Regions from separate parts of the Homo sapiens genome. Here regions 1, 2 and 4 are each linked to region 3. The links are chromatin contacts, found by Hi-C or POLR2A ChIA-PET in ENCODE. All regions are on one chromosome and are shown on one strand. The core of a region is the stretch at or near the end of the contact, and the rest is flanking DNA. Distances in the headings are between cores, read along the strand shown. Region 1 holds the start of ST8SIA6 (ST8 alpha-N-acetyl-neuraminide alpha-2,8-sialyltransferase 6). Region 2 has its middle 58 kb from the start of ST8SIA6. Region 3 overlaps CUBN (cubilin). Region 4 overlaps ST8SIA6 (ST8 alpha-N-acetyl-neuraminide alpha-2,8-sialyltransferase 6).

Evidence for each region. A loop is a pair of places that touch in the nucleus more often than their neighbours do. ChIA-PET counts read pairs that join two places held with the same protein, here RNA polymerase II (POLR2A). Pooled maps may share reads with other maps.
Region 1: a map of natural killer cell shows a loop between it and region 3 (3-fold over the local background). The contact joins the promoter of ST8SIA6 here to the enhancer-like site in region 3. A Hi-C loop is called at or near these places in 1 of 168 maps with a recorded cell type or tissue (natural killer cell) and 7 of 50 pooled maps. POLR2A ChIA-PET finds 5 or more read pairs at or near these places in 1 of 52 experiments (activated T-cell).
Region 2: a loop to region 3 is called in a map with no recorded cell type, with 10 times the contacts of the local background. The contact joins two enhancer-like sites. A Hi-C loop is called at or near these places in 12 of 37 single-sample maps with no recorded cell type and 10 of 50 pooled maps. POLR2A ChIA-PET finds 5 or more read pairs at or near these places in 1 of 52 experiments (PC-9).
Region 4: a map of CD8-positive, alpha-beta T cell shows a loop between it and region 3 (6-fold over the local background). The contact joins two enhancer-like sites. A Hi-C loop is called at or near these places in 6 of 168 maps with a recorded cell type or tissue (CD4-positive, alpha-beta T cell, CD4-positive, alpha-beta memory T cell, CD8-positive, alpha-beta T cell and 2 more) and 11 of 50 pooled maps. POLR2A ChIA-PET finds 5 or more read pairs at or near these places in 1 of 52 experiments (activated CD4-positive, alpha-beta T cell).

The regions. Positions count from the first base shown.
Region 1 is chr10:17,453,339-17,456,303 of GRCh38, forward strand. It overlaps ST8SIA6 (ST8 alpha-N-acetyl-neuraminide alpha-2,8-sialyltransferase 6), which reads right to left and starts at 1,257. Exons shown (of 8, transcript NM_001004470.3): 1 at 817-1,257; 2 at 221-319. The coding sequence starts at 917.
Region 2 is chr10:17,510,668-17,513,832 of GRCh38, forward strand. No RefSeq gene overlaps it. Among named protein-coding and RNA genes, the nearest start is that of ST8SIA6, 58 kb to the left of the region's middle. Within about 2 kb of position 1,909, at least 11 of the 41 ENCODE cell types and tissues checked have a DNase peak (open chromatin) inside an H3K27ac peak, as active enhancers do.
Region 3 is chr10:17,028,393-17,031,321 of GRCh38, forward strand. The region is part of intron 27 of CUBN (cubilin); the gene reads right to left. Among named protein-coding and RNA genes, the nearest start is that of CUBN, 100 kb to the right of the region's middle. Within about 2 kb of position 1,604, at least 27 of the 41 ENCODE cell types and tissues checked have a DNase peak (open chromatin) inside an H3K27ac peak, as active enhancers do; they include CD4-positive, alpha-beta T cell, CD8-positive, alpha-beta T cell and natural killer cell, where a contact is called at or near this core.
Region 4 is chr10:17,427,680-17,430,635 of GRCh38, forward strand. The region is part of intron 2 of ST8SIA6 (ST8 alpha-N-acetyl-neuraminide alpha-2,8-sialyltransferase 6); the gene reads right to left. Among named protein-coding and RNA genes, the nearest start is that of ST8SIA6, 25 kb to the right of the region's middle. Within about 2 kb of position 1,277, at least 4 of the 41 ENCODE cell types and tissues checked have a DNase peak (open chromatin) inside an H3K27ac peak, as active enhancers do; they include CD4-positive, alpha-beta T cell, CD8-positive, alpha-beta T cell and natural killer cell, where a contact is called at or near this core.

The sequences.
Region 1 (2,965 bases), core at 7-2,506, 420 kb after region 3:
TTGATTCAAAGACCATTCACATCCAGGCTTAGAGGGTTGAGGGAGTGTGAAGGGTGCCCCCCCCCAACCCCGCGCCCTCTTCAAACACACGCACACTCTTACACTCACTCGCGCCGTCCCAGCCTGCCTACTCCCAACGAGTCCAAGCCGGTGCAGCCGCGCCCCATGCCCGGCTCGCAGCTCCCGAGCCCCAGTCCGCCCGCGCTGGGCGCCGCTGTACCTGTTAGTGGCGCGCGGTACCGCGGTCGCCGGGCTCCGGAGCGTCCTCAGCGCTGCGGGGGTGCCGTGGGTGGCCTCCCTGCTTTCCTCCACCAGAATCCTGCACAGCCGGGGAGAAAACTTAAGTTGCTACACCCCGCCGGGAGCTGTTGGCTGAAAGGCTGGGAGTCGCGCTCCTTGCCTGGCAGGGAGATCTCGCACTCCCCGGCTCCCAGGCCAGGTCCCCAGCCCCAGAGTTGGAAGAGCCTTAGGGCGGGAAGGAAGAGACAGCAAGGACCAGAATGGGGAGCATGAGATCCTGATGCGGAACCCGACGGCAGGTCCCGCTCCACAGCTGCCTCGCCCACAGCGATGCGCGCTAGAGCCCCCGCAGCCCTGACCGGTCCCTCTGCTCCCCAGCCGCCGTCCACCGGTCGGAGGGTCGCCTCCCTGCGACCCCCTCCCCCACTCCACTCTCAGGCCGTCGCCGCCCGTGGGCTGCTCCCCGCCGCGGCCAAAAGTCTCCGCGCCCGAGGGGAAGCGATGGGCGGCTTGGGGGTCCGGGGGCGCCAGGCGGGGCGCGCGGCGCGGGGCGCGGCCGGCGGGTGGGTGGGTTACCTGGCGCGGCCGGGCGCGTCTGCCGGGCACCAGAGCAGGCGCAGCAGCAGCAGCAGCAGCAGGCTGGCGAGCAGGGCGAGCAGTGCGCCCCCCGGCCGCATCCTGAGCCACAGGCGCCGCCGCCACCGCTGCTGCCGGGGCGAAGCACAGCCCGGGCGGCCCCGACTCGCGGCTCCCGCCGCCGCCGCCACCGCCGCCGTGGCCGCAGCCCCGCGCACCCACAGCGTTCACAGGCGGCAGCGAGGGGCGCCCGCAGCCCACCCGGCAGAGTCTCCGCGGCGGGCGGAGAAGAAGCCGCGTTCGGGCTCGCCCCGGGCTCCCGGCCCCGGCCCGCGGAGCGCCGCGATCGGCTGGCAGATGACGATTCGCCGAGCTCGCCGCCTGTCCTCCCGGAGGCGCTCGGAGCTGCTGCGGGCTCCGGTCGCCGCTGCCACTGCTGCTGCCGCCGCCGCCGCGCGGGGTCACCTGAAGGTTGGGGCGCGGAAGCTCAACTCCGTGCTGATTGGGCTCCAAGTTTTCTGCGCCCTCGCCTCGTCCCGAGTGCCCGCGAATCCCCCGGACGCCCACGCAGACCACCCAGCCACACCACAACTCTGCCTGCGGAGAGAGGAGAGGAGAAAAAGGGGCCGCTTCAAAAACTTTCAAAACTGTGCAGTCGCTTGGCTGGATCCTCCCACGCATGAAGAAAGCTGGGGACTGGGGAATTGCTGGGTGGATCATGACACTGAACAGAAGCAGTAACCTGTGCTTACTTCAACCCAGATTCAGAGGGACAGCGAACTGGTATGAGGGGCTAGGAGACCTTTAGGCATGAGCACATTACTACCTGGAGACCCGTTTAGCCCCTGCCTGTATTTGCAAATAGTTTTATTGGAAAACCTCCATGCCCATGGCTTTGTATTATCAGTGACTGCATATGGCTGTATGATCTAGGGCTGCAAGGGCAGAATTGAGTAGTGATGACAGAGGTGGCATAGCCCACAGGGCCTAAAATATTTACCATTTGAAACTTTCCAGGAAAAGTTTGCATACTGCTCTTAAATAAGCAAGAGGCCATTAGCTTGAGGCTGTCTCTGTACGTTGAGTTCCCACCTAACAATGGAAACCTACATTAGGCTGTAATGAACAGGGGGCTACTGGCCAATCATGGGCAACCAACTCATTATACCAGGCCCCACAAGGCAGCCTGCATAGCTATAGCCAATCAGTTTCTCCACTGTGCTTCTGAGTTTGGCCTATCAGGCTTTGCTGCTCACACCATGGGGTGGACCTCACTGGACCTCCTCTGGTTGTGAGTGCTGCCCAATTCATGAACCCTTTGCTCGAATAAACTGTGCTAAATTTAATTTGTCTGATGTTTTTCTTTTAACACTGCTATGGGCTGAATGTTTGTGTCTCTACAAAATTCATATGTTGAAACCCAAATCCCCAATCTAATGTGGTGGTATCTGGAGGTGGGGCCTTTCATACCTGATTAGTTCATGGGGTGGAGGCTTCCTGGTGGAATTAGTTCCCTCATAAGAGCAGGCAGCGGGGAATTTGCCTCCTCTCTCTCTGCTCTGTGCAGTGTAAAGACACAGCACGAGGGCAGCTTTCTGCCAAGCAGGAAGAGGACCCTCACCAGAACCTGACCATGCTGGCACACTGATCTTGGGTTTCTTACCCTCCAGAACTGTGAAAAATAAATTTCTGTTCTTTCGGTCACCCAGCCTATGGTATCCTTCTTATGGCAGCCAGAACTAAACCACGGTCTAGATCATATTGGTTAGTATCTCATTTACGAGTATCTCATCTGTTGCAGGAGAGTGATCCAATGACACTATGAAACAGACTGGCTCTCTATTTTTTTAAAAGTGGGTCTCAACTCTCTATGCCCTAAACTATCCTGACTGCCCAAGCCCCCACTTAGCCACTTCCCTAGGTTTTAATTCCATTGTGGTTATATGCAGGCTTATAAAATTATTCACTCTTACTTTTGTATAGTTTCGAGATTTTTCCAAATGCAACCCTTGGATTCCACCATCTTGGGAGTACCTTGATAAGATCTTTTGAAATGACTTCAATTTTGAAAAGGCTTTCATGAGTTAACTTTCCCAAGCAACAAAAATATGATATTTCAACTGACATCTCCTAGAAGCATATGGTCTTC
Region 2 (3,165 bases), core at 659-3,158, 480 kb after region 3:
TCCTGCTTCAGCCTCCTGTGTAGCTGGGACCACAGGCACGTGCCAACATGCCCATCTGATTTTTTTTTTGTAGAGATGGGGTCTTGCTATGTTGTCCAGGCTGGTCTCGACCTCCCAGGCTCAAGCGATCCTCCTGCCTCAGACTCCCAAAGTGCCAGGATTGCAGGTATGAGCCACTATGCCCAGCCCATTTTTGAAATAACATATGGAAAGCAGAGTTATGTTAGCAAAAATTCTTAAATTTGTAATGCCAACATTTCAGCAATTCTTTAGCTGGGGAAAAAAAGAAGTACTAATAGTGCAAATTCTTGGTTAAATAATTTTAACTAGCAATAAATTATCATTGTATAATATTTGAAAAAAGAAGGGAATGTTAAAAGACAATAATCCTGCCCAGAGACATCGTACAAAATTTTAGCAGCTGGATAGAAGTATTGCTGTTTTGCAGTGAGCCTAAGGGATTATTTGGTCCAGTTCCCATCTTCGGTAGCGAAGGCATTTTTTATCCAGTAAGGTTAAGTGACTTATCCAGATTGCGTGGCCACTAAATGGTGGAGAGAAGACAAGAACCTCAGTCTCTTGCTTCTCCACGTACTTTACCTTTCTGTGCTTGACAACATCCTTTTAACTTCTGTACAGAGAGGGGACCCAGCCTGCTGGAGGAAAGGCCCAAGAGAAGTCGCTGATCCCAGCTAAGGGAAGTAGACATGTAAGCCCCAAAGAGAATGCTTGCAATTTACAGACTAGCCAGAAATTTACAGCTTTTATCAAACGCATTCAAATACGTTTGAAAAACAAGAACGTCCACAGTCCGGATGGGTGATCATGAGTTATATCAGCCCATCTGCGTGATCATCACACTTCTGATATGACTCATTGTCACTTCAGAAAGTATTTGTTATGGTTTGAATTTCTGCATCTGTTTCTGGAAGTTGTAGGGGGAAAAGTTGAATTAACTTTGAATTATCAATACTACTGCAGAAAACTAAAAAATGATTTGCATTTATTTTATCTTATTTTTATTTTTGAGACAGGGTCTCACTCTCTCACCCAGGCAGGAATGTAGTGGTGCCATCACAACTCATGCAGCCTCAACCTCCTGGGCTCAAGCAATCCTCCCACTTCAGCCTCCTGAGTAACTGGGGCAACAGGCACGCACCATCACGTCAGGCTAATTTTTTTTTTTTTAAGAGATGTGGTCTCACTATGTTGCCCAGGCTTGTCTCGAAGTCCTGGGCTCAAGCAATCCTCCCATTTTGGCCTCCCAAAGTGCTGGGATTACAGGTGTGAGCCACTGTACCCAGCCAAGGTTTGTGATATTTTAAAACAAGGGCTAATACAAATTACTTGTAAAACAAGTCTCAAGTATATTTTTAAATTCTAGATTGGTTTTCTCCTTTATTCCCCAATCCTAGTGCCACTTCCAAGGCTACATATACTCACAGAATTAAAATAATTATAATATCCATCTAAAGAATATTTTTAATAGCATGACTATCTTGCCACATTCAGACACAAACAAGCTTATTACACATCTTTAATTTTATTACTTAAGTGCTCACTTGCCCAGAATTGCCCCCAAGAATTCTGGAAGTTTTTCCAAGAGGAGAGAAAACTGTGAATCTGATCAGTCCTGACTTTCATTTTCATTGTTTAATGCTGCTGCCAGATAGTTTCTTGAAGACCCTGTGTCATTGTCTACTCTGGTTTCCAATGATCCTACTGCTCAGACCGTGAAGTTTCTTAAAAGGAGAAAGATCCCTCTCTCTGTGGTACTTCACAGCAGGGCCCTTATGACTATAGTTCTTTTATTTGCATTCACCTACTCAGTGCCCTAAGCCCATGCAGACTAGCAGAAGCAGGAGCAATTTCCAGCCTCATCCAAAGGTTGCCCTGAAACCAACAAGCAAGGTCCTATGTTGATCCTGGCCACAAGCCCAGACAATCCCTTCCTGATATGAGTTCTGTCTTGGAAATTCCTGGTATCCATGCAAGCCAGCCTCAGACATTAGTCAGCACCACCTCAGTTCTCAAAGCAGTTCTTCAATAACAGAAACAGTAATGACATTAATACTTAAAAGCCTGTTCTAAGTACTTTGTTCATTTAATTCTCATAGGAATCCTTTCAACTTTTGCCACATTTTTCTGATGAAGGAATGGAGCTATCAAGAGATTAGGTAGCATAGCTTGTAACTGGCGGGAGGATTTGAACCTAGGAAGGCGGACTCCAGAGCCGGTACTTGTAACCACAGCTCCCTTAAATTCCAAAGGGAAGAGATTGAGGTCTCTGTTTCCTTGGAGGTTCCCGGAGCCCTGTGTAAGAATGTCCCTCCTGTCTACTTCCCCAAACCCAATACTTTAAAGATTATAGAGCAGAGACTTTGTCAAACAACAAATAGTATTGCATGATCCACTCCACAGAGCAGTTAGGCACCTCCGTGTCTGGGTAGACAGAGGCCACACAAGTGATCCTTCCAAGAATGAAAAATAAAAGTCACTGTCAAAGGTGATTTTTGGTCTCCATCTGAGTGAGAAGTGTCTAGAAACTTTTAAAACAATGGTTTAGGTTTTTTTGTTTGTTTGTTTTTTGTGGGGTTTTTTTTTTTTTTTGAGATAGAGTCTTGCTCTGTTGCTCAGCAGGTTAGAGTGCAGTGGCACAATCTTGGCTCACTGATGTAACCTTTGCCTCCTGGGTTCAAGCCTTTCTCCTGCCTCAGCCTCCCAAGTAGCTGGGATTACAGGCATGACCCACCACACTTGGCTAATTTTTGCATTTTTAGCAGAGACGGGGTTTACATCATGTTGGCCAGGCTGGTCTCAATCTTCTGACCTCAAGTGATCCTCCCACCTCGGCCTCCCAAAGTGCTGGGATTACAGGCATGAGCCACTGCACCCGACCCAAAACAATGGTTTTTAATATGGCAATCATAAAACTTGCATCAGGGGGAAATGACATCTTTATTTTCACTATCTGTTCACTGAAATCTAGCATTTTCTTCACTTATAAATATTGGTAACAAACTGTAACAGTATTAGCAATACCTGTGGTTTTATGACCACTTGAAATCACATATATTTTCATATCACAGCAATTTGCAGATATGTCAGAAGATCACTTCTACCTACTCACTACTTTGAAATTCTGCTAGTCACAAGACTAACATA
Region 3 (2,929 bases), core at 354-2,853:
TGAAGACAGTGAGATCAGGAAAAGAAAGTCTATTAAATAAAGAGCCTGCCGGGTGCGATGGTTCACGCCTGTAATCCCAGCACTTTGGGAGGCCGAAGTGGGTGGATCACGTGAGGCCAGGAGCCCGAGACCACACTGGCCATCAAGGCGAAACCCTGTCTCTACTAAAAATACAAAAATTCGCCAGGCGTGGTGGTGGGCGCATGTAATCCCAGCTACTCAGGAGGCTGAGGGAGGAGAATGACTTGAATCTGGGAGGCGGAGGTTGCAGTGAACTGAGAATGCAACACTGCACTCAAGCCTGGGCAACAGAGTGAGACTCTGTCTCAAAAAAAAAAAGAAAGAAAGAAAGAAAAAATAATAAATAAATAAATAAAGAGCCAATGTAGGAACTGCAGGGTAAAGACGTGTTTAAACAAAATTCTGTAATGTTGCAATTGGAAATCTTTCCCATTTTAAAAAGTAGAAAGTCAATATAGTTAACTGAAACCCACAACTGTGATTACCAGTGTTTAAAATTTAGCATTTTGCTCAATGCATGCTTATTCATACCATGAGCCTGTCTGATAGTGGAAGAGACCTTTCGGTTGCCCTGCCTTTCGCCAGTCTGAGGAGCAGAGCAACCTGAGGTCAACCAGGAAAGGCAGTGTGCATAGGACAATTCAAGTTCTGAGCATCTAATGGAATTTTTACTGCTTCAGGGTAGTTCAGAAATTATTTTAGGTTTGATTATTATTCATCCTAATTCTGTCCTTCATGTTTGAAGAGAGGAAACACGCAGAGTTTCTTTTGAATCTGAGAGCAGAGGCTCTTTTGAAGGTTGGAACGTTGGTTCATTAACTGCTGCAAATTAATGCAATCATACGAAAATCCTTCATTGTGAAAGATGGTCAGAAAAGATCAGCATTTCTTTTTAAGGAAAGGGATTCTGATCACACTGAAATAACATTTCTTCTTTCAATTTTTTATAACTAAAAAATCACATTTTACTCAGGCAATCTTAAAACCAAAATTTCTTCTAAAATGCCTCATGCTAAACTCAACGACACTACAAAGCATCTGGCTTCGCTAACTAATGGATATACTTCATTCTAAACTTTTTTTGAATCCAGGTATCATGCTTAGTACGGTGCTAGACTCATATCTGGTATCAAGTTATAAATTGAAATGTTTGGTAAACTCTTCCCAGCTTTTATGCATGTTTTTGAATAGCAGCTGAACTTAGAATTGTAATAGCTTATCTCTAAGCTCTAAGCAAAATGCAAAAGTCCCAGAAGCAAACTTCCTCTGACAGACAGTTCCAGGAAGCATGACTCATCTGCCCAGGAAGCGTTGGCGGTGGAGCCATAATCAAAGTCGGCTCAGATCCACCGCTGCTCAGACAAAATCTCATCTGCTTCTCTGCATCTCGCCAACTGGAAAACAGGATTTTATCTACAATCCCAGTGGCTTTTGTAGGAAAACTGGGAGGCAGGAGAAGCAGCACTGCTTTCAACACAGTGGGGCCAATTGATGTTAATTACAACTGGGAAGGCTGCTCTGGAAACCACAGATTTATTTACCACAAAATGCTATAGAGCAAGAGCCCCAGTCCCCAGACCAGTACTGGTGGCATCAAACTCTCATAGGAGCATGAACCCTATTGTGAACTGCACACGCGAGGGATCTAGGTTGCGTGCTCCTTATGAGAATCGAATGCCTGATAATCTGTCATTGTTTCCCATCACCCCCCAGTGGTACTGTCTAATGCAGGAAACCAAGCTCAGGGCTCCCACTGATTCTACATGATGGTGACTTGTATAATTATTTCACTATATATTACAATGTAAGACTAATGGAAATAAAATGCACAATAAATACAATGCACTTGAATCATCCTGAAACCACCCTCCCACCCCACCCCCGGTCCGTGGAAAAACTGTCTTCCACAAAAACAGTCCCTGGTGCCAAAAAGATTGGGGTCTCCTGCTTCAGAGCACAAAAAAATAATCCATGAGACTATGTTTATGTTAAAATAACCATAGATAATATGTATTAGCACTTATTCCATGCTGGTCATTATTCTAATTTAAAAATCCTAGCAGCTCTGTAATGCAGGTAGTATTGTTATCTTCATTTTAGAGTTCTGGAAACTGAGGTAGGTAGAGGTTTAGTAATTTAATATTTTGAAAGGCATCAACTACTGAAGAAGAATTTTTCCTATTTCCTTCTGTGGCAGTTCTTTTCTTAAGAATAAGCATTGTTGGTCGGGCGTGGTGGCTCATGCCTGTAATCCCTGCACTTTGGGAAGCCGAGGTGTGTGGATCACCTGAGGTCGGCAGTTCGAGACCAGCCTGACCAACATGGTGAAACCCCATTTCTACTAAAAATACAAAAATTAGCCAGGTGTGGTGGTGGGTGCCTGTGGCCCCAGCTACTCGGGAGGCTGAGGCAGGAGAATCATTGGAACCCGGGAGGCACAGGTTGCAGTGAGCCAAGATTACGCCACTGCACTCCAGCCCGGGCGACAGAGTAAGACTCTGTCTCAAAAATAAAATAAAATAAAATAAGAGTTGTTAAACTCCAGGATACAGAAAGTCTTTATTCTCTGTAATAATAGAGAGTAACCAAAACAATTTTTAAAATGATAGGGACAATACGAACACTCCTGTTAGTCACTGAAATTAAAATTTTTTTCATTATTTTTCTTAACGGAGCTTTGAGTAAAATAAGTGGACAAAAATTGTTGGTTTTATCATTTGTCATTTATCCTTAGTGAGAAGTGTCAAAATGCATTAACCATGCAGGCTGCAGGCAGAAAACAAGAGGAAAATTAAATGTCTTGAGAAATGAATCATTAATTATATCTCAACCTAAAGAATTGAAGGCTCTCTATTTGTGAATTTCTCTATACCTTACTGAGATGTTTCTCTTACATCAGCATCAGTGC
Region 4 (2,956 bases), core at 27-2,526, 400 kb after region 3:
AAAGTCCTGATATACATGGACATTCTTCTCCAGGGACAGTATGACAAGGGGTTTCCAAAAAAGACAATATTGAGAACTGAAGTCAGACTCAGTCTCACAGAGGCAATCATTGGACACTTGCCTGTTGATAAGGCGATGCCTTGCACTTCGTCCTTTATTCCTGAAGGAGCAGGAGCAATGGCCTATCAGAAATGGCCAGGTATCTTGGATTCATGGAAACACACTTGCTGATGAAAAGAGGACAGCCCTGACTAGCACTTTCTCTTTTTGCCTCTGAGTTTGAGTAGGCAAGAAGTACACAAGAGTCCTTCTATTTGTATGAAGAAAAAGAAACAAGATCATCGTGTTTATTGTCAGAGCATTTTGAGACATTGTTTTGACTTCATTTTAAGCCCTGTTAACTTTTAGTCTTATCTCTAGCAGATTTCCTCACTAAAGTGAGTGACCAAATCTCCCTCAATGCCCATTTCTTTAAATGCTATCGCATAAAACCTGGAACATGTATTCCATAGGTTGCTTTGATGATAAGCAGATAATATGTGCCAAGCACCCAGCTGGGTGTGTCCTGGTGCAGCCGCCATCGGCCCTTCCCCTCCCCTCCCCACACTCTGGCCCTCCTTAGTTGTCTTGCTGATGGCTTCCTGTCTGTAGAGCACATTACAAACCCTAATACTTTCATTCATTCACTGATGTAGCAAATGCTTATTTTTATTTGATATATGACCCTCCATAAATGCTGGAGATACAAAAATGATGGGTAGTCCCTGCTGTTGCATTGTTCTCAATCTACCCTAGAAGTGGGCAAATAAAGTCAGTCGACACTGGCGTCATACTGACCTATGTGGAGAAACACACAGGGAGAAAGTTACAGAGAGGAGAGGCCGTTGGAAGGGCTTCCCGAGGAAAGCAGCCGCTGAGCTGTGTCTCCAGGGAGGAGCTAAGCAGCCGGCTAGGTAGAAGAGGAGGCGGCCAAGCAGAAGGAACAGCAAGTAAAAGGGCGCAGAGGCCAGACAGAAGAATGTGTCTGAATTGATAGAAAAGGGGACAGGAAGGTGAAGAGCAGTGCCAAGAAGCAGAGGACAGCCACAGAGCTGGCATCGTGTGATGCGGAAGGCATGGTCAAATTCGAGGAAGCAAGTAATACAAGGATAGATGCCTGTTGGCTATGTTGCCGACCATCTCGGCAGAAAGCCTGCTGGGAGAACAGTAGGTGGGGCAGAAGTCAGTCCATGATAACCTGAGATATGAATGGGGGTTGAACGCTGTCAACATGTTATGTGGCTTTTGTGGCCTGAGCTGCACCGCCACACCCCCTTCCTGTTGTGTGTGGGGATTCATGATGATATTAGTAGCACATACAGTAAGCGGGATCTGGGGCTTCATTTAACATCTTGTGTTTCGTTCTGTAGTGCCCCCTCCTCCTGTTGGTTTATATCTAGTATTAGTAGATATATCTCTTTAAAACTTGGTTTCATATTTTGGACTACATCAATTACCCTTACAATTTATGATCGCTTATTCATTTATACTGCCAGTTTTTCACTTTAGGGATATAATAGATCATCACCACGACTAACCCCACCACCAGCACCCCCACATACTCCTCAGTACTTTTTCTACCTTTTATTTCTATTTTTCTTTTCTGTTTTCGAGGCAGGGTGTCACTCTGTTGCCCAGGCTGGAGTGCAGTGGCATGAATTCAGCTTTTCTTTTACTTGCTGTTCCTTCTGCTTGGCCGCCTCTTCCTCCACCTGGATGGTTGCTTAGCTCGTCCCCGGAGACACAGCTCAGCGGCTGCTTTTCTCGGGAAGCCCTTCCAACTGCCTCTCCTCCCTTTCACTTTCTCCCTGTGTGTTTCTCCCTGTGTGCCCATGAAATCTTCAACTCCCACCTCCCGGGCTCAGGTGATCCTGTCACCTCACCCTCCTGAGAATACCTGGGACTACAGGTGCATGCCACCGTGCTCAGCTAATTTTTGTATCTTGTGTAGAGATGGGGTCTCACTATGTTGCCCAGGCTGGTCTTGAACTCCTAGGCTCAAGCGATCTGACCGCCTCAGCCTCCCAGAGTGTCAGGATTACAGGCGTGAGCCACAATGCCTGGCCTTACTTTTTCAACTTCTATTTGTACTTCACGTTTTACCATTTGGAGCTTCATTTAGCATCTGGTACCTTCTTCTATAGCATCTCTTCTCTTCCAAATATTTATATTCTTTGTTAAAATTTTTTTATTTCAATAGTTTTTGGGGTACAAGTGTTTTTTTGTTACATGGATGAATTGTACAGTGGTGAATTCTGAGATTTTAGTGCACCCATCGCCGGAGCAGTGTACATTGTACCTATGTGTAGTTTTTTGATCCCTAGCCCTCCTCCCATCTTCCCCTTTCTGAGTCTCTAAAGACCATTATATGCACCCTGTATGCCTCTGCATACTCATAGCTTAGCTCCCATTTATAAGTGAGGATATACAGTTTTTGATTTTCTACTCCTGTGTTACTTCATTAAGAATAATGGCCGCCAGCTCCATCCAGGTTGCTGCAAAAGACATTATTTTGTTTCTTCTTATGGCTGGGTAGTATTCCATGGTGTATATACACCACATCTTCTTTATCAACTCATTGGATGGGCACTTACGTCAGTTCCACATCTTTGCAATTGTGAATTGTGCTACTATAAACGTGTGTGCATGTGTATTTTTCATATAGATTTCTTTTCCTTTGGCTAGATACCTGATAGTGGGATTGCTGGATTGAATGGTAGATCCACTTTTAGTGGAATCTTCACGCTGTTTTCCATAAAAGCTGTACTAATTTGCATTCCCACCAGCAGTGTCTAAGTGTTCCCTTTTCCCCATCCTCGCCAACATCTGTTGTTTTTGACTTTTTAATAATGTCCATTTTTTTTGCCAGAGTAAGGTGGTATCTCACTGTGGTTTTAATTTGCATTTCCCTGATGAT